2 separate regions of the Homo sapiens genome follow, and region 1 is linked to region 2. A link is an interaction called in ENCODE POLR2A ChIA-PET data of the cell type or tissue named here. Cell type or tissue: PC-9. All regions are shown on one strand. Each heading gives the region's core, and the rest is flanking DNA. Links, peaks and the distances in the headings are about the cores only. Region 1 overlaps SRPK1 (SRSF protein kinase 1). Region 2 overlaps MAPK14 (mitogen-activated protein kinase 14).

Evidence for each region. ChIA-PET counts read pairs that join two places held together with the same protein. Peaks named below come from ENCODE experiments on the same cell type or tissue, not always from the same donor. Only the 100,000 strongest peaks of a DNase experiment are listed, where the experiment ranks them.
Region 1: POLR2A ChIA-PET joins it to region 2 with 10 read pairs; 3 of 35 experiments call an interaction of 5 or more read pairs at or near these places.

What each region holds. Positions count from the first base shown.
Region 1 is chr6:35,880,074-35,889,442 of GRCh38, forward strand. It overlaps SRPK1 (SRSF protein kinase 1), which reads right to left. Exons shown (of 16, transcript NM_003137.5): 4 at 8,742-8,850; 5 at 7,951-8,038; 6 at 6,651-6,738. Among named protein-coding and RNA genes, the nearest start is that of SRPK1, 36 kb to the right of the region's middle. In PC-9, for the core only: no CTCF peak of the experiment used is centred there; no DNase peak of the experiment used is centred there; H3K27ac peaks cover 309 bases.
Region 2 is chr6:36,044,386-36,054,428 of GRCh38, forward strand. MAPK14 (mitogen-activated protein kinase 14) reads left to right here. Exons shown (of 12, transcript NM_139012.3): 2 at 8,314-8,443. Among named protein-coding and RNA genes, the nearest start is that of MAPK14, 22 kb to the left of the region's middle. In PC-9, for the core only: no CTCF peak of the experiment used is centred there; no DNase peak of the experiment used is centred there; H3K27ac peaks cover 1,409 bases.

The sequences.
Region 1 (9,369 bases), core at 1,370-9,369, 160 kb before region 2:
CAGAAAAAAAAAAAAAAAAGCTCAAAGAACAAAAGGAAGATGTGGAGAAAGTCAAGAAAACAATATATAAACAAAACGGAGATATTAATGAGGATAAAAAAAAAACTAAAAAGAAACCAAAGGAATTCTGGTGCTGAAAAGTACAATAACCAAAATGAAAAAATTAACTAGAGGGATTCAAAGGCAGATTTGGGTAGGCAGAAGAAAGAATCAGCAAACCTGAAGTTAGGGTGATGGAAATTATCAAGTGTGAGGAATAGAAAGAAAAAAGATTGAAGAAAAGTGAAGAGGCTTAAGGGACCTGTGGGACATCATTGAGTAGACCAAATATACACTGTGGCAGTCCCAGAAGAAGAATAGAGGAGGAGGCTGGGCACGGTGGCTCACGCCTGTAATCCCAGCACTTTGGGAGGCCAAGGCAAGTGGATCACTTGAGGTCAGGAGTTCAAGACCAGCCTGGCCAACATGGTGAAATCCCATCTCTACTGATATACAAAAATTAGCTGCGTGTGGTGGTGTACACCTGTAATCCCACCTACTTGGGAGGCTGAGGCAGGAGAATGGCTTGAACCCGGGAGGCAGATTGCAGTGAGCGGAGATTGCACCACTGCACTCCAGCCTGGGTGACAGAGTGAGACTCCATCTCAAAAAAAAAAAAAAAGAAAAAAAAAAAAAAAGAAAAGAAAAGAAGAAGAAATGGCCAGACAGAATATTTGAAAAAAAAAACAACGGTTGAAAACGTCACAAATTAGATGAAAGACATGAATCCAAAAAGCTCAATGAGCATCAAGCAAGATGAACTCAAAGACACCCACATCAAGACACATTATAATCAAACTTTTGAAAGATTAAGAGGGAATCTTGAAAGCATCAAGAAGAGTGACTCTTCACATACAAGGGATCCTCACTAAGATTATCAGCAAGTTTCTCATCAAAAATTTTTGGAGGCCAGAAAGCAGTGGGCCAATATATTTGAAATACTAAAAGAAAAATAATGTCAACCAAGAATCCTATATTAAGAAAAACAGTATTTCAAAAGTGAGAGAAAAATTAAGACATCCCATGTAAACAGAAGCTGAACGAGTTCATTACCAGATGTGCCCTGGAAATGGTCAAGGGAGTCCTATAAGGTGAAATGAAAAGACACTAAACAATAACACAAAGCCAGGCATCCATATGAAGAAATAAAGATTATCAATGAAGGTAAATACTTGAGCAATTATAAAAGCTAATATTGTAATAATGGTTTATAACTCCTCTTTTTGTTTTCTACATGATTTAAAAAACCAATATGTCAAAAAATAATTAGTCTAAAAGCTAGTATGATTATAACTTTGGTTTGGTAGAATACACATATAGATATAGATATAGATATAGATATAGATATAGATATAGATATAGATATAGATCCAACTATATGCTGTCTACAAGAGACTCACTTTAGATCCAAAGACACAAACAGATTAAAGTGAAAGGCTGAAGAAAAGATTCCATGCAAATAGTAACCAAACGAAATCAGGGGTGGCTATACTAATATCAGACAAAATAGATTTTCAATCAGAAAAAGTTATAAGAGATAAAGAAGGACATTATCTATATTAATAAAAGGTTCAACATACCACCAAGAAGATATAACAATTATAGACATTTACATACTTATTAAAAGACCACCAAACTATATAAAACAAAAACTGACAGAATTAAAGGGAGAAATAGTTCTACAATAATAGTTGGAGATTTTAATGCCACACTCTCAATAATGTATAGAACAAGCAGACAGAAGATAAGCAAGGCAATAGAGGACTTAACACAATAAACCAATGAGATCTAATAGCCATTTAACAGGTATAGAGCTTCAGTTTTACAAGATGAAAAGTTATGAAGATGGATGATGGTAATGACTGCACAATTTTATGTTATGTGTATTTTACCACAATAAAGAAAAAATTAGACCAAAGAGGAAGAAGAACAAGAACAATAAGAACAACCAGTAGTAGCAGTAGTAGTAGTAGCAGTAGTAGTAGTAGCAATAGTAGTAGTAGTACTAGTAGTAGTAGTAGTAGTAGTAGTAGTAGTAGTAGTAGTAGTAGCAGCAGCAGCAGAAGAAGAAGAAGACAAAAAGAAAATAAAGCACAAGACATTTGGTGAGATTGAAACACTGACTAGAGAAACTTGTGACTAAGAAACTGGTCACAATTTTTTTTTTTTTGGTATAATAATTGCATTCAGGTTATCTTTTTATTTAACAAATCTTTTTGTCAGAGAATGCATCTTGTTGTGCCACCCACACTGGAGTACAGTGGCACTATCATAGCTCACTGCAGCCTCAAACTCCCAGGCTCGAGTGACCCTGCTGCTTCAGCCTCCCAAGTAGCTGGGACTACAGGCATGAGCTACCATGCCTGGCTAGTATTTTTTTATTTTTGTAGAGACAGGGTCTTGCTATGTTACCCAGGCTGGTCTTGAACACCTCAGCTTTGCAAGGTGCTGGGATTATAGGCATGAGCCACAGTGCCTGGCTAGGTTATATTTTAAGAGTCCTTGTCATTTAGAAATACATTCTAAAACAATTACAGATAAAATGTTTAAGATTGGCTACAGAATTATCAGGAGGTACAGACAAAACAAGATTGGCTATAAGTTGATAACTCCTGAAATGGGTAATGGATCTGTGGGGATTCATTAAACTATTTCTACTTCTTTACATTTGAAATTTACCAATGATTCTGCTGAGAAAAAAAATTTCCCCACCCGAGATGGAGTCTTGCTCTGTCACCCAGGCTGGAGTGCAGTGGCATGATCTCAGGTCACTGCAACCTCCGCCTCCCAGGTTCAAACCATTCTCCTACCTCAGCCTCCCAAGTAGCTGGGATTACAGGCACGTGCCACCACGCCTCGCTAATTTTTGTATTTTTAGTAGAGATGGGGTTTCGCCATGTTGGCCAGTCTGGTCTTGAACTCCTGACCTCGTGATCCGCCCGCTTTGGCCTCCCAAAGTGCTGGGATTATAGGCGTGAGCCACTGCACCTGGCCAGGAAATTTTTTTAAACAAGCAATTAAATAGGCTGGGCATGGTGGCTCATGCCTTCAATCCCAGCACTTTGGGAGGCTGTGGCAGGTGGATCGCCAACATGGCAAAACCCCGTCTCTGCTAAAAATACAAAAACTAGCTGGGCGTGGTGGTGTGCATCTGTAATCTCAGCTACTCGGGAGGGTGAGGAAGGAGAATCGCTTGAACCTGGGAGGCGGAGGTTGCAGTGAGCCGAGATTGCGCCATTGCACTCCAGCCTGGCCAACAAGAACGAAACTCTGTCTCAAAATAAATAAAAATAAAAAAGCAATTAAATAAAAAAAATTATCAAAACAAGATTATTTAAAATGCAGATTACTTAAAAAGACTAAACATAAAATAGGATTGTAAAGCTATTCTCTTATGTTTCTAGCTTCCATCTGCTTAATTTTTATTTGTTGAGAGAAGTATTACAATTTGAAAATGTTTTAATTTGTAAGCAGTGATATTAAAATGACCAAACATATAGTAGCTTAAAAAAAAACTTGACAGAACATCATAATCAAGTGGCAAAAAGGAAGAGCCAAATAATTTGAGTGAAAGAAAGCTAATGAGTAGCAATCAGAAGCACTAGTAATTGAAATCACAAGGTTATTTTTTTTTTTTTTGAGGCGGAGTCTTGCTCTGTCGCCCAGGCTGGAGTGCAGTTGGCGCTATCTTGGCTCACTGCAATCTCCTCCTCCCAGGTTCACGCCATTCTCCTGCCTCAGCCTTCTGAGTAGCTGGGACTACAGGCGCCTGCCACCACGCCCAGCTTTTTTTTGTATTTTTAGTAGAGATGAGGTTTCACCGTGTTAGCCAAGATGGTCTCGGTCTCCTGACCTCGTGATCCGCCCACCTCGGCCTCCCAAAGTGCTGAGATTACAGGTGTGAGCCACTGCACCCGGCCCACAAGGTTATATTTTTAAAAAAATCTAATGGGGAGACAGTGTAAAGAAAATAACAAAAGGCTGAAAATAAAAGGCTTATGTTATTGAGTAAGCACATTTAGGGCACATTATGAATAAGAGGAGCTAGCAAAACAGACAGAATACAGCATGAAAAAAAAAGTATCCTAAAGACATAGGAGGTCATATAAGCAGACAATAATGACTGGCTAATGTCAACATTATATAGAGAAACCAACTGTCCTCCTTCTTAATCATTCTTTTCCCCTCACCCTCCAGGCAAGTAGAGTGAGCCAGTTTATATGGAATTCTGTAAGAACTAACTTTCTAGTTTAGGGCCCTTTATATTTTAATATGAGAAACGATAGTGGTCCAGAGAAAAAAACGCCTGAACAAACATACACACGAATGTGGATGTACTGCTCTGTGTGGGTATGTTATGTTGGGAAAACGGGTAGAGGCAGGAGAGTGACATGAGCCATTACTAACCCTTAACATAGTGTTTTGAGTTATATCCTTTCAATCTCTAACAGTAGTAAATAATGCAGGAGCAAAGACAGCTGGGAGATAAGGATGAAGAAAGACAGGAAAAAATGGCTAAGAACAAATGGAGAAAAGAATAAAATAGGGAATCAATGGACAGAAGCTACAGAGAAACCACCTAGCAATGTTTGAAAAATATCTTGGGGGCCGGGCACGGTGGCTCACACCTGTAATCCCAGCACTTTGGGAGGCCGAGGCGGGCAGATCACCTGAGGTCAGGGGTTTGAGACCAGCCTGGCCAACATGGTGAAACCCCATCTCTACTAAAAATACAAAATTAGCTGGGTGTGGTGGCATCCACCTGTAATCCCAGCTACTCGGGAGGCTGAGGCAGGAGAATCACTTGAACCCAGGAGGCAGAGGTTACAGTGAGCCGAGATTATGCCATTGAACTCCAAAAAAGAAAAAGAAAAATATCTTGGAACTTGAAATTCAAACCTACTAAGATATTTCAATAGTTAAAAAGCCTTCTTTGCTTAGTTAGGGTCAAATAAAGGTACTCAGCATTACTGGGGAGATTTGAGAGTATTTCTATAGTTTTACTTGGAACTTTTGCAAATTAGTAAAGAAATCTGGCACAATGACAAACATTACAAGATTAAATAATAGAAAAAACAGATATGGCCATCACGACACCCTGTGTAGGTTTTTAAAAAATTACTTGGTTTAGAATTCTTAATTCTTTGAACACACACACACACACACACACACACACACACACACACAGAGAGAGAGAGAGAGAGAGAGAGAGAGAGAGCCATCTACAAAGTGACCACAATAAGCACAAGATACTGTTTTAAGATGGTTGCAGCAGTTTTCCTTAGACATCTGGGTAATCTGTGATTTGTATTTTTCTAAGAAATGACTCAGAATTGACTTTAGAACAATAGTCTTTCCACATTATCAGCTGTTCTCTCTCCTTTCCCATCCCTTCCTTCCTGCTTCTCTGTTCAAATCTCTTCCCATAGTCTACATGAAACTAGTCATATGTAGTCCTGTCTCCTTTAAATACAAAAAGATCAACAGCAATTAGGAATGTGCATTAAAGGAAGCTAAACATGCATGAAAAGTAAAATAATGTATGAAATGTCTTTATACATTTTAAAAACAGCTTATAAACAGGTGATTTTAGATTTATCCAATCTAAGTAAGATTCGACTTCATCTTTTACTGAAAAATCTGATTGACCTTTATAAGCACAGCTGTTGCAATAACCTTTCCATTAGCTCACCGCACGTCACTTTGATACCTGTGAAGAAAATCAGCTATGGTTCCTTTCAATTCTACAGTTCTAAAACATCCAGATAAAAACATAAAACAAGTCAGTTTTTCATTATAATAGAATGTGAACAATTACACCCTTTTAGACTCTAAACATAAACTACATTCACAGCCTCTTCAAAGTTGAGGCTTAGTATAATAAATACAATCATACCTTAAATTGTTCATCCAGTTTCTTTCTTCCTTTCTTTTTCTTTCTCTCTTTTTCTCTTTCTTTTAGACAGTATCTTTTTTTTTTTTTTTTAGACAGAGTCTGGCTCTGTCCCCCACGCTGGAGTGCAGTGGGCTCAATCTCGGCTCACTGCAACCTCTGCCTCCCCAGTTCAAGTGATTCTCCAGCCTCAGCCTCTCCAGTAGCTGGGATTACAGGAGCCTGCCACCATGCCCAGCTAATTTTTGTATTTTGGTAGAAACAGAGTTTCACCATGTTCGCCAGGTGGGTCTTGAACTCCTGACCTCAGGTGATCCACCTGCCTCGGCCTCCCAAAGTGCTGGGATTACAGGCTTGAGCCACCGTGCCCGGCCTACTCAGTATTTTTCATAAGAAATTACTTCCCTTAAAGTTTCTGTGCTAACTGACAAAAATCATAGACTCTTTACTTAGTGATACAACGCATTTTCTAAAAGTTTCCTTTGATTTCGCTTTAATTTGCCTGAAAAGAGGACAAGAAGCTTAAAGCAATATTCTGAAAAATCACACCACACAAAATTAGACAAAATTCAGATGTGTGTTCAGAAGTGTACAATAAAAGAGGTAATTTTATTATAGTTTGCCTTAGAAAAGACACCAAGGCCATCTACACAACAAATCTAGTTCCTTTCTTTGGGATTGGGATGATTTATTCTCAAATAGGTTTTTAAAAGGATACGTGTTCCATTAACTCCTGATATTTTAAAGTCATCTAGTAGTTGAACAACCATTTCTCTATTTGGATCATTAGGGTCTGAATTGCGAACCTGTAGTGGGGAAGAGACAGTGTTTAGCACAAGGTAAAGCATGGAAATAAACCAGATGGTAGGGGAAGAATACTTACAGCAAATTAACTACAAGAAAGAGCTCACATAAATCTATTTTTAAAATATACTAAAATTTCAATAGCTTTAATGGAGAAAAATCTTAAATAGTCAATTCATAAGAGGAAATACAACCAACAGGAACTATTTTTCTAATTAAACTATTTTGCTCCCTGATATCAATCAAAGTGTGGCCTCCAAATTAACTGATGATTACCAGGCTATGAGGAACTAAGAAGATTTTGCAGGATGCAAATCAACTACAGCACTAACCACACTGTTTTTTTCAGCGGACATTTTTTTTTTCATGGAAAAACTTTCTCAATGAAGAAAACAGTATGTTGATTTACTTTTGGGTAGGTACAAGGCTCCTTATCTTGTCACAAACGGACATTCTGAAAAGTACTGTCTTAAGCCAGATGCAGTGGCTTGTGCCTGTAACCCCAGCTACTCTGGAGGCTAAGGCAGATCACTTGAGGCCAGGAGTTGAAAATAAAAAAGAAAACTACTGCCATAGAAATCTCCTGGTGCAACATTCTCACTTTATGAATAAAAAATCTGAGACTCAGAAAGAAAAAAATGGTAACATGGAGGACATACCGGGGTAAAGGCGACCTAAACCCAGGTTTTCTAATTCTGAATTTAAGTTCCTTCTACCACACTGGCATATTCCTAATTTAAAACAGAACTAAAAATACATTTTTGATAGAATTTATCTCAGTTTCCAGGTATAAATGGAATCAGTAAATACAGTATTTTTATATTATGTATTCTATAACATATTTGAAAAACAACAAAAAAGATGCTATACATTTATTTACACAACTTTCCTTTTAACCATAGTAGGAAAAAAAAACATTATGACAGTAGCTACCTGGCCTGTAAAACATGCTCAGTGAATATTTTTATTCATTTGAAAGGTTTTTTTTTGGTTCATGCGTGTAAGAAGAATTCTCATCATAGCATTTGCCACCAGTTCCCTACTACATGCATGGTATGTGTAAATATTGTTGTCTTCCTTTACCTCTTTAAGGTTACTAGAACTTTATAGAGAAAATTATCCATGCTAAAGAGCCTCCACTTGGTGTGTTTTTATTCAATGAAACTTGATTTATTTATAATTCTTCACATTCATACATATAATCTAATACTCACTGACTTCAGCAACCGGATTTCATCTAGTGCTGTTTCAGTGTAATGTTCAGCACTTTTAACTACTTTCATTGCCACAAATTTCTTCCCCCTAAGAAACAAACACAGGCAATTAAGACTACATAGCCTACCCTTACTTTAGGAAGCTAAGATTTAGCTATAAGATGGTTAAAAAGGACAAATATTGATTTCACGTTTCCCTGTAGCCCAAACAAGCTACTTCTATGGGAACATTTATACTTGTTAATGACACTAACTGGCCAGATTTCATTTATAGGAAGAATAAAAAATCTGTTCTCAGATAATCTCAGTTGTTGAACATTTTCTCTGAGTTAAAATCCTTCTTTTGAATATCTCCCTGAGTTACAAGCAAAACTGCAAAATGAGGATAAATAAGGGGAAAGATATTACCAAATTCCAAGTGTTCTGTGTATATATCTGTATATAGGCAAAAACTAAAAGGTTAAAAGCTGTAATATTTTCCCATAGGCAGCCAGAAGAAATACTTCGGTGAAAAGAAAATGATAAAAATCACAAAAAAATCAAACGACAAAAGCTTTACCAGCATTAATTTAATCACTCCTGTCTCTATAGTAGAAAGGGAGATATATAATACTGATTCTTCACGAAAGAAAAGTGGTTTCTCCAAGAATACAGAGACTATTGCCAACAACAAAATTCTGATAAATGAATCAGGCTAGAGATAGATTGAAGCCTGGATCAGCAGTGGAAACTCAGACAAACACATTTAGACATCATCTAACTAATTCTTTTACAGAACCACTAAAACTTACTGAATATCCCATGATAACCATACTGTTGAAAAGTGTCCCCAGCCTAACTTTCGGATCACATGGTATCTCCCATTGAATAGATCTCCAATTTTCACAAGATGATAACCTCCTGGAAGAAACAGGGGAAATACAATCAGAAAAACCAGGATGAGAAACAATGGTAAGAAAAGGCATTTTTAACATCACATTTTTCAACATCTATATACCTTTTATCAATAAAAAGTTTCTTTTATACAATCAATTCAACAGAAGAAAATCTTAATAGTCAAATCAGCCACATAGTATTACTGAATTCATGTTATTAAAAAAAGTGAGTAAGATTAATGATTTAGATTGAGCCTACAACAGTCTCATCCAAAAACAATAAAAAGGTTGTATATCATGATATTCTTGTCTCTCAATAATTCAATAGGTTTATCTAAACATATATATCTATTTACAATTACAGTCTCAGGTGTTTTTTAGGAGACAGAATAATTCTGTTTATTTAGCAAAAAAAAAAAAGCAAGTAAGCAAACGGGATTTTCTCTAAATAAAAACAAAACAAAACAGCCCAGGCACGGTGGCTCATGCCTGTAATCCCAGCACTTTGGGAGGCCAAGGAGGGCGGATCATTTGAGGTCAGGAG
Region 2 (10,043 bases), core at 89-8,088:
TCGTTTGTACTTTAATACTCTGTGGACATGGGCACTTGTCCAGCACCTTACCTTTCTTAAGAGGTTGTCTCCCTTTCTCTACTCAGCTGATGTTAAATTTATTGATCTGCCATTACCTTATAACAGAAAATCTACAAGTCAGGTGCCCATCATGGAATATAAACACAAGTTCCCTATATCTCTATACCTATCAAAAGCTCAGTTGACAGCCGAACATGGTGGCTCATGCCTGTAACCCAAACACTTTGAGAGGCTGAGGTGGGAGGATCGCCTGAGGCCAGGAGTTCGAGACCAGCCTGGGCAACAAGCAAGGCCCCATCTCTACAAAAGAAAATTTTAAAAATAATAAACAAAAAGCTCATTGATAGCTCCAGTCATCTTTGGAGGATTGTCTGAAGAATATGGAGCTTATCTGTTTTTCTAAATGTATTTAAGATTTCCTCTTGGATTAAGTCTGTCAGAGAGGCCAGGTATGGTGGCTCATGCCTGTAACCCCTGTACTTATTGGGAGTCCAAGGCAGGAGGATCACTTAGCCTAGGAGTTCAAGACCAGCCTAGGGAACATAGTGGGACCCTGTGTCTACAAAAATCAAAATAATTAGCGAAGCTTGGTGGCACATGCCTGTAGTCCTGGCTACCCAGGAGGCTAAGGTTGGAGGATTGCTTGAGGCCAGGAGGTTGAGGCTGCAGTGAGCCATGATTACATGACTCCACTCCAGCCTGGATGACAGAGTGAGACCTTAAAGAAAAAAAAAAAAAGCAACACCGTAATATTTTGTACTCCTACCCTCTTTGCTAATAATGAACTGTATTTTGGCCTTACGACAGCAATCTGTACTGATGGATGCTCTAAAAAGAAAACCATCTGAAACCCACTATTATATTCTTTTAAAGATGTTGATTAGGACATTTTTACCACATTATATGTCTCCTTCTTGAACAGACACAGAATGAACTTTTCCCTGGTTTATTACAGGAATAATTATGCCTCTCTTCAGCTCTCCTGAGTACCTGGTTGGTTTTTATTGTATGGCTTCTGTGATTCATGTCCTAACTGATTCTGTTCTCTTTGTTAATGGCTTTAGTGAGCTTTGAGCCAAATTTGAGGCCTACCTCTAATGGGTATTTAAAAAGGACCTCTGGCCGGGTGTGGTGGCTCACGCCTGTAATCCCAGCCCTTTGGGAGGCTGAGGTGGGCGGATCACGAGATCAGGAGATCGAGACCATCCTGGCTAACACGGTGAAACCCCATCTCTACTAAAAATACAAAAAAACTAGCTGGGTGTGGTGGCATGCACCTGTAGTCCCAGCTGCTGGGGAGGCTGAGGCAGGAGAATGGCGTGAACCCGGGAGGCGGTGCTTGCAGTGAGCCGAGATCGCGCCACTGCACTCCAGCCTGGGTGACACAGCAAGACTCTGTCTCAAAAAAAAAAAAAAAAAAAAAAAAAGAAAGAAAGGACCTCATGATATATGCTAACCTCAGCTGTACAGACTTTCTTATTTTCCCTTAATCACTTACCATTTTGTCAGGTTTTATATATATAATTCCAGTCTGCTTTAAATCCATTGTGAATAAAGGAAGGTATACATCAATAAATTTAGAAGTTAAACAGAATTATATTAGGATATATGAAGAATCTAGTAACCCACATTTTCTATGTGTGTGTGACACAAGGGGAGGCAAGTATGAATGTGTAACAAAACATTGAAGTTTATTTAATGATTATCCTTGTGTGTTATGTACTGGATTCACGGTCAGCAGTAGATGAGTGAGAATGACATCCTAATATTGTAATAACTGCTTCTAATTTTTATATTTCTTTCAGTTATTTTTTACTATACCAATGATTTTATAAAATGTGAATTAATTTGATAATTTTGGAAAAGTTCATGTAAATTCACAATTGGGGGAAAAACTTGTTAAACAGTATGTCCTGAATTTTAGTTTGGAGAACCTGTTTATCATAAAGATAATTTCATTTTATGATGTTGTTCATGAAAACAAGGTTTTACTTGTAGCTCTACTTTTACAGATGTGATTGAGAGGCGTATTTGAGCTTTGCCATGGACCAAGCTCCTTGCCAAACCTACTATAAAAGTTATTACATTTAATCCTAACATATCCAACAGATGAAATATAAACATAATTCTCATTTCATGAAAGAATTTAATTAACATCCTCAAGATTATATAGCTATTAAGTGGCAGAACTGGAATTAAAATCCAGATAGTCTAATTCCAAAGTCCCAGCTCTTATTTAATCACTCTGTTGGAGTATTATAAACATGTAATAATAAATTGTGATTGTTGGGGTCTATAGGGTACTGATTAATTCTAGCCTGCCTTTTGCTGAATAGATTCAGGAGTCAAATAGAGATAAAAATATTTACTTTTATTAGTAAAGCTGGCATGCAGAGTGCCTTGGGCGGGCAACTCAAGTGGGCTTCTTATTTCTTCCCCAGTTAATTGAACTTGCACACTTAATCAGTCAGATCAGCTAGAAAACTGCTGCTGTTCCTTGCTCCCCAGCAGGCTTACCAATGGAGGAGAGAAGAAAGTGTTCAGCTTGCAGGTGGAAGGCAAACTCTGAGGTGGGAAGTTGAAGAAGCTGGGTCCCACAGGGGCAATGGCCATTTTTCCAGTCTCACCAGAGCTAGTTTAGAGAACTGGGTTTAGAGATGAGTATACATTTACTTGCTACTTTTGAGAGGGAAGAAGTTACTAATTTATGGGTTTGTAGGAGCAATGGGAGTGGAAAAGAAGAGAACCACCACCCTCTTTTATGTGAGATAAGGAAGGAGTCAGTGAGGGTGTTGTGACAGAGTAATGGCTTCTTAGAGGTCCCTAACAGGTTCCTGAGCAGGTGACTATTTAAACCAATACTTGAAGGATAAGGATTTAGCTATGGGGTGGGATGGGGGCGGAGGAGAAGAAAATCCTAGGAACCAGGAGCAGCCTGTCTGAATAGTTAAAAGAACTGAAAGGAGCTAGCAGAACATAGCAGCTGAGAGAGAGGGAAAGAGTAGCACAGGAACAGGTGGAATAATCAGTGGTGACCAGATCACCTGGGCCTTGTAGGCCATCATGAGAAATTTGCATTTTACTCTGTATGCCAAGGAGATTCCTTGAATGGTTTGAAGGAGGGGAGTGTTGTGATCTAATTTGTACTTTTATTGCTATTTTTTATTTTTCATTTTTGAGACAGTCTCACTGTATCTTCCAGGCTAGAGTGCAGTGGTGCCATCATGGCGCACCACAACAAGGTTGAGCAGCTTCAGCCTTCCTGGGCTCAAGCAATCTTCCTGCCTCAGCCTCCCAAGTAGCTGGGCATGGTGGCCCATGCCTGACTAATTTTTTTTTTTTTTTTGAGATGAAGTTTTGCTCTTGTTGCCCAGGCTGGAGTGCAATGGCATGATCTCAGCTCACTGCAACCTCCACCTCCCTGGTTCAAGCAATTCTCCTGCCTCAGCCTCCCGAGTAGCTGGGATTACAGGTGCCTGCCACCACACCCAGCTAATTTTTTTAAATATATATTTTTAGTAGAGATGGGGTTTCACCATGTTGGCCAGGCTGGTCTCAAACTCCTAACCTTAGCCTCCCAAAGTGCTGGGATTATAGGCGTGAGCCACTGCGCCTGGCTGCCTAATTTTTAATTTATTTATTATTATTTTTTTGAGACAGAGTCTCACTCTGTTGCTAAGGCTTGAGTGCAGTGATGCAATCTCGGCTCAGTGCAACCTCCACCTCCTGGATTCAAGTGATCCTCCCACCTCAGACTCTCAAGTAGCTGGGGTTACAAGTGTGTGCCACCACACCCCACTAATTTTTATATTTTTTTAGTAGAGACGGGTTTCACCATGTTGGCCAGACTGGTATTGAACTCCTGACCTCAAGTGATCCACCCGCCTTGGCCTCACAAAGTGCTGGGATTACAGGCGTGAGCCACTGCACCCAACCCGTTTTTTATTTTTTGCAGAGACAGGGTCTTGCTATGTTGCTCAGGCTGATCTCAAACTTCTGGGCTCAAGCAATCCTCCTGCCCTGGCCTCCCAAAGTGCTAGGATTACAGGCTTGAGCCATTGTGCCTGGCATAATTTATATTTTTAAAAGACTGTATTGGATGCATTTGGAAAGCATATTAGAAGGAGGTAGGCCAGTGACATGGACTAATATGATATTGGTGAAATGAAGAGCAGTTGACTTTGAGACGTCTTTTGGAGGTGAAAACCATGAGACTTGCCAATAGATTTGAATGAGGACTGAGGAAAGGGAGAAATCAAGGATGACAATCAAATGTCTAGCTCGAGCAACTGGATGAACAGTCCATTTATTGAGATAACAGAGCCATGGAGAAGAATAGTTCTGGGTGTTTTGAACTTGGTACGCTTCAGGTGCTTATGTGTCTTTCTTATGGAGACATCAGGGCTCAGAGAAGAGATTTCAGTGAGAGACATAAATTTGGGAGTTTTCAATATATAGATGGCATTTAATTTAAAGTCATGGGCATAGATGAGATTATCTAGAAAGAGAATGTGGGAGAGAGAAGAGGGCCCAGTACCAAGTCCTGAAGAACTCCAACATACAGAGTTTGAGTAGAAGCAGCACATGCAGTGGAGACAGAGATGGAGCTGCCAGAGGGGTCATAGAAAACCAATGGAAGTGTTGATATAGACTCCAGGATGGACAGTATTTAGAGAAAGTGGTGACTATGTCAATTACTAATCTTAGAAAAGTGGATTTGGTAGCAGAGGTCATTAATGACCTTGAGAAGAGCAGTTTCAGTGGAATTGGATTGAGGAAAGAATGGGATTGAAATGAGTCAGTTGTGTAGATGTGTGCTTCTCACACCTTAAGAGGTATATTAATCACCTGGAAATCTTGTCAAAAAGTAAATTCTATTTTAGGGCCCAAGATCTCCTTTCCTTTCCTTTTCCTTTCTTTTCTTTTTTCCTTTCCTGTTGTCTGCAGAGATCCTGCATTTTCTAATGAGCTCCCAGATAATGTCAATGCTGCCGGTCCATGGAGCACACTTTGAATAGCAAAGGTATAAATTAGTGGTTCTCAAACTGTAATATGTATTAGAATAACATGGAGAGCTTGATAAAATACAGATTATTAGACCCACTTCAAAGTTTCTTATTCCATTAACTCTGGGGTGGTACCTGAGAATTTTCATTTCTTATAAATTCCCAGGTGAAACTGATGCTGCTGATCTGGGAACCTCTGGTGTAGGTGACTTTTTTGGAGAATTTTAACTGTGATGGAGAACTGTTAAGGGAAGTCTTTTGTTTGTTGGCTGAAGGCGGTAAACAAGTAGAGCAAATTTATGCTGATGAGAATGGTCCAGTAGATAGGGAGACACTGATGATGCAAGAGAGAAGAGGAATGAAGAAGTGAAATCCTTGAGAAGATGAGGGAGGTGGCTCCAAAGCATGTATTGTGGTCTTGAATTTTGATAAGCAGGGGCATATTCTTAGTTATAGCAAGAGGGAAGGTGGAGACGATGGGTTTATAGATTTGGGGCTAAGCAAATGGAGCTCCCCTCCTGATGGTTTCTGTTTTCTCAGTGAAGGCAAGGGCAACTCTTGAGGGAAGAGGGTGAATTGGAGATTTGAGAGAGAACATGTCAAACGATCATTTTCGAGTAGGAAAATGAACTTACTAGAAGAAAATGGCTTTATTGAGAGCCTCTTTGAGATTAAGGTCAGAAACTAAGAATGAAAATCTGATTCTACAGTCTTTCTTGTTCAACCTCAGTTCCTTGGATTCAGTCATGGAGAATTAAGTGGTTGAGATTACCCAAGGTTAGACTTTATCCAGGTGAGTACATCAGAGAGACAGACAGACAGAGAGAGAGAAGTGCAAGGGAGTGATTATAATCATGGAACAGGAAGGGAGATGAAGACAGAAGAGGGCTGAAGGATAGAAACAAGCAATGACAATGAGGTTAACAAATTGTTGTAGTCAGGGTACAAGTAAACTAGAGGTAACTAGGTTTTTGATGAAAAGCAAATGCTGCTGGCATTCAAAATTTTGTAGGTGGGGCAGTTTTTGGTAGGAATAAAGGTCTAGAATGTGACCATGAAGATGGCTGGGTGTGGTGGAGTTTCCTAGAGAGGTCAGGAAACAGGATGTTGGGTGTGCCGTTCACCTGGATGTTGAAGTTGCCAAGAATGATGACAGAAGTTGAGAGTGTAGAGAGATCTTCTGGATAGAAACTAACTTTTCAATGAATGATGGAAAATTTCAGGTCAGTGGATACCTGCAGCAGAGAGGGATAGTTTATCAGGGTTGTGAGCAGGAGGTATTTTATAGAACAAACGGAAAGTAATGGTCCTGAAGTGGTAACGGCTGCCAAGGAAGACTCCTACGCACCTGCTAGCCAGGAGGTATCTGGGCTATTAGAGAATGCTTTCTAATGGCAGGGCTATAAGAGAAGCAGTGTCTTCTAGAAATGGCCTAGTTTCAGAGATGGAGGGGAGGTTCAGAAAAGAGGTTGAAGATTTATAGGAGTTTATCACAAATTGGGATTTGAAGATTGAGGGTATGCCATAAAAGTTTGGGAGTGAAAGGAAGGGCACTGGAGTAGGTACAGAGTTGTAAAAGCAAGTTTGGCAGGCAGAGAGTTTGGTGATAACAGATGACCAGAAAGTCTTGGATACATGTTAGAGACTGAGACAAACTGGAGGATGAGGCATAATGGAACTGGCCCAGACAATTTCTGTTATTACTATTTTTTTTTTTTTTTGAGACCGAGTTTCACTCTTATTGCCAGGCTGGAGTGCGATGGTGCAATCTCAGCTCACTGCAACCTCCGCCTCCTGGGATCAAGTGATTCTCCTGCCTCAGCCTCCTGAGTAGCTGGGATTACAGGCACCTGCCACTGCGCCTAATTTTGTATTTTTAGTAGAGATGGGGTTTCACCATCTTGGTCAGACTGGTCTCGAGCTCCTGACCTCGTGATCCTCCCGCCTCGGCCTCCCAAGGTGCTGGATTACAGGCATGAGCCACTGTGCCTGGCGACGATTTCTAAAAATAATTAAAATACACATCGCATTTTTGCTATAGATGTCCTCCATGATCTAGCTGCTGCCTGCATCTCTTACGTCATCCCTTCCCACTCTCCCCTTGCTCCCTGTGCTCTACCCACACAGCCTTTCTGTCTTTCTGTCACTCACTCCAGCATGCCATACGTTTCCTACCTCTGTTTCTTTTTTCGTTTGTTTGCACTTGCTCTTCTGAGAGATAGCAGAGTCAAGTGGTCAGTAGCATAAGCTCTGGATCCAGACTCCCTGCTCTGCCGCTTTTAAGCTTTGTGACCGTGGTCAAGTTACCTAACTTCTCTCTGCTTCAGTTTCTTACTTGTAAGTGGGAGAATGATAATAGTACTTATTTCATAGGGGATTCGGGGAAATACAAAAGCTGAATTGAGACAAATAAATGTAAAGGGCTTAGAACAATTTCTTGTATGTGTGGGTAAAGACTCTATAAACATTAATATTATTATTATTTCTTCTGCTTGAAGCTCTTTTTCTTATATATTTATATAGGGAATTTAATCATTATATTGTTTCCTTCTCAGCTCAGATGTCATTCCTCAGCCATCCTAGCTAAAGTGGTATAACTCCACTGGCTTTCTGTCACTCTTTATCCCATTACCCTTTTATTTAGTCATAGTATTTTCATCACTACTTGAAATTATTTTATTATTCTGTTCTGCTCTTCCCCCATTCCCTGAAGGTGCCAAGTACTTTGTAGGTGCTCAAGAAATATTTGTGGCAATTTATTGTCCTGAAAACATGGTTTCCTGGGCCTCGACTCTGAGCAGGCAGCAGATGTGGCAAGGTGACGACAGTGAGGCCTAGGCAGGGAAGACAGAATTCAACTCTGTTTATTAATCTGTTGGCTCATCTAGATCAGGCAGCTGCCAGTTTTTGTAAATTTTATTAGAACACAGCCACACCCATTTTAAAACTTATTTTCTGGCTGCTTTCCTCATACAACCACAGAGTTGAGTAGTTGTGACAGAGGTCTTACTTACAAAGTTGAAAATATTACTATCTGGCCCTTCATTGAAAAAAATTTGCTGACTTCTGATTTAGATACATAGAAAAGACAAGGAGAAAACACCAAAAATAATAACAGAAGCTTTATTTGGATAATGGGATAATAGGTCATTTTGCTTTTTATCTTTATGCTTTTTTTTGGTATTTTGTTATAGACCCTTTAATTTGGAAATAGCCTTATAAATACCCCAAAATAATATTTAGAACAGCTTTTTAATGGTGGGTTTTTTCCCTTTTTTCTCCTTAGTGCTGCTTTTGACACAAAAACGGGGTTACGTGTGGCAGTGAAGAAGCTCTCCAGACCATTTCAGTCCATCATTCATGCGAAAAGAACCTACAGAGAACTGCGGTTACTTAAACATATGAAACATGAAAATGTAAGTTATTCATTCAAGGAAGAATACATTTTGATCTTGAATAGACTGGGGAAAAATGTTTTAATTACTGCAGATGGAAATACGCTGGAGTGCATCAAACGTTGGTCCCTGCTCCTTGTCCTGGGGTGTTAGTGGCCACTTGGTTATGTCAGGTCAAAGACTTGGAATGAAAGTGATGCATCTTCCTGGAGTTTTAGTTTTACTCAAAGATTTTTAGAGGAGAAAGAACTCTTTAAAATTTTAAAATTAAAGGATATGTTATGAAATACAACACAAAATTCACAATAATTTTTAAGAGAAAATATTAAAAAGAAGTTATGTATTCTTTGCCTGGTTTTCCTAAGGCTATATTATGAGAATATGGGAGTCTGTGGCTATTAAAAGACAAAATAGCCACAGACTCCCATATTCTCATAATATAGCCTTAATATTTTTAAGTGGAAAAATCTGAGAAAGAGTGCCTTAGGCTCACTGAAAGTCCTATCAGAGATGGCTATTATTTTATATATTTGTTAATAATTTTTCTTTTTTTCCAGATTCACGTATTTTAATAAATATGTCAGAGGCATTGTTTAAGTTAAATATAACTTTTTCTTTTTTACCAATTTGTTGATTCAGTTGCCATTCTGCAAAGATGCTTACAAATTCTAATACGATAAATAAGTGGATATAATTGGAATACTAACTGAAAGTAAAAAGACAGTTGACTGAAGACACTTATTTTACTGAATTTCAAAATCAAGTTATGAATTTCTGTGACTGCTATATGAAGGGTACTGTGAAGTTTGTAGCATTGTGGAAACAATGGCCATAGAGATTTCAAAGTCCTCTGGCTGTACTGCTTGTTACCTTGTGGAAGAAAATTCAAAATCTGTGAATTTATTATTTGACTATTTAGACTGTTTTAGTAATTTAACTTCTTCATAGCGAGAAAAAAGTCACAGATAAGTGACTCTTCATTAGCGTACATTTGTTTCATTAGTGCAAATTTCTTCTAAATTGAGAACATTAAGACTTAAATTTGTAATTGGATTATGGATGCCATTATAATCACAGCTGCTGCTTTTTATTTTCACATTTTATTTTGATTGTATGCTATTGAGGAAATCCTATTTCTACAGACAACTTCTATTCCTGAGTATAATTTTACTTAAGTAGCTATGTGCAAACCAGAGTTTTAAGAATGTTCAGTGTGAAGCTGCAGCCTTCCTAATCAGTGACATGTTTACAAGAAGTTGAGATATGCGGAAAAAGCTGGCAGCAGAAACTTTATTCCTAGGTCTGCATAAAATCAAAGTGGCCTGGCAGCTTTAAGGGATGTGTTTGCGTTTGATTTTTAACACATTTAAGTGTGTATGCTGTTTTTCATTACACATTATTATATGTGACAGAGACAGTGTCACAGCTTTGCAAGTATAAAGGATATTTTGAAAGTGAAATGCAAGCCAAACATTTATGGAACCCCAGAGCACCTTTGGGAGCCACTAGGATCCTATTGATGTGGCTATGCTAATTTAAGAACATCTGGTTTAGGAGATTATCAGTGCTACACTGATTGTTTTGCTTTTCTTCATAAATATGTTAAGCCAATGTTTAGGGA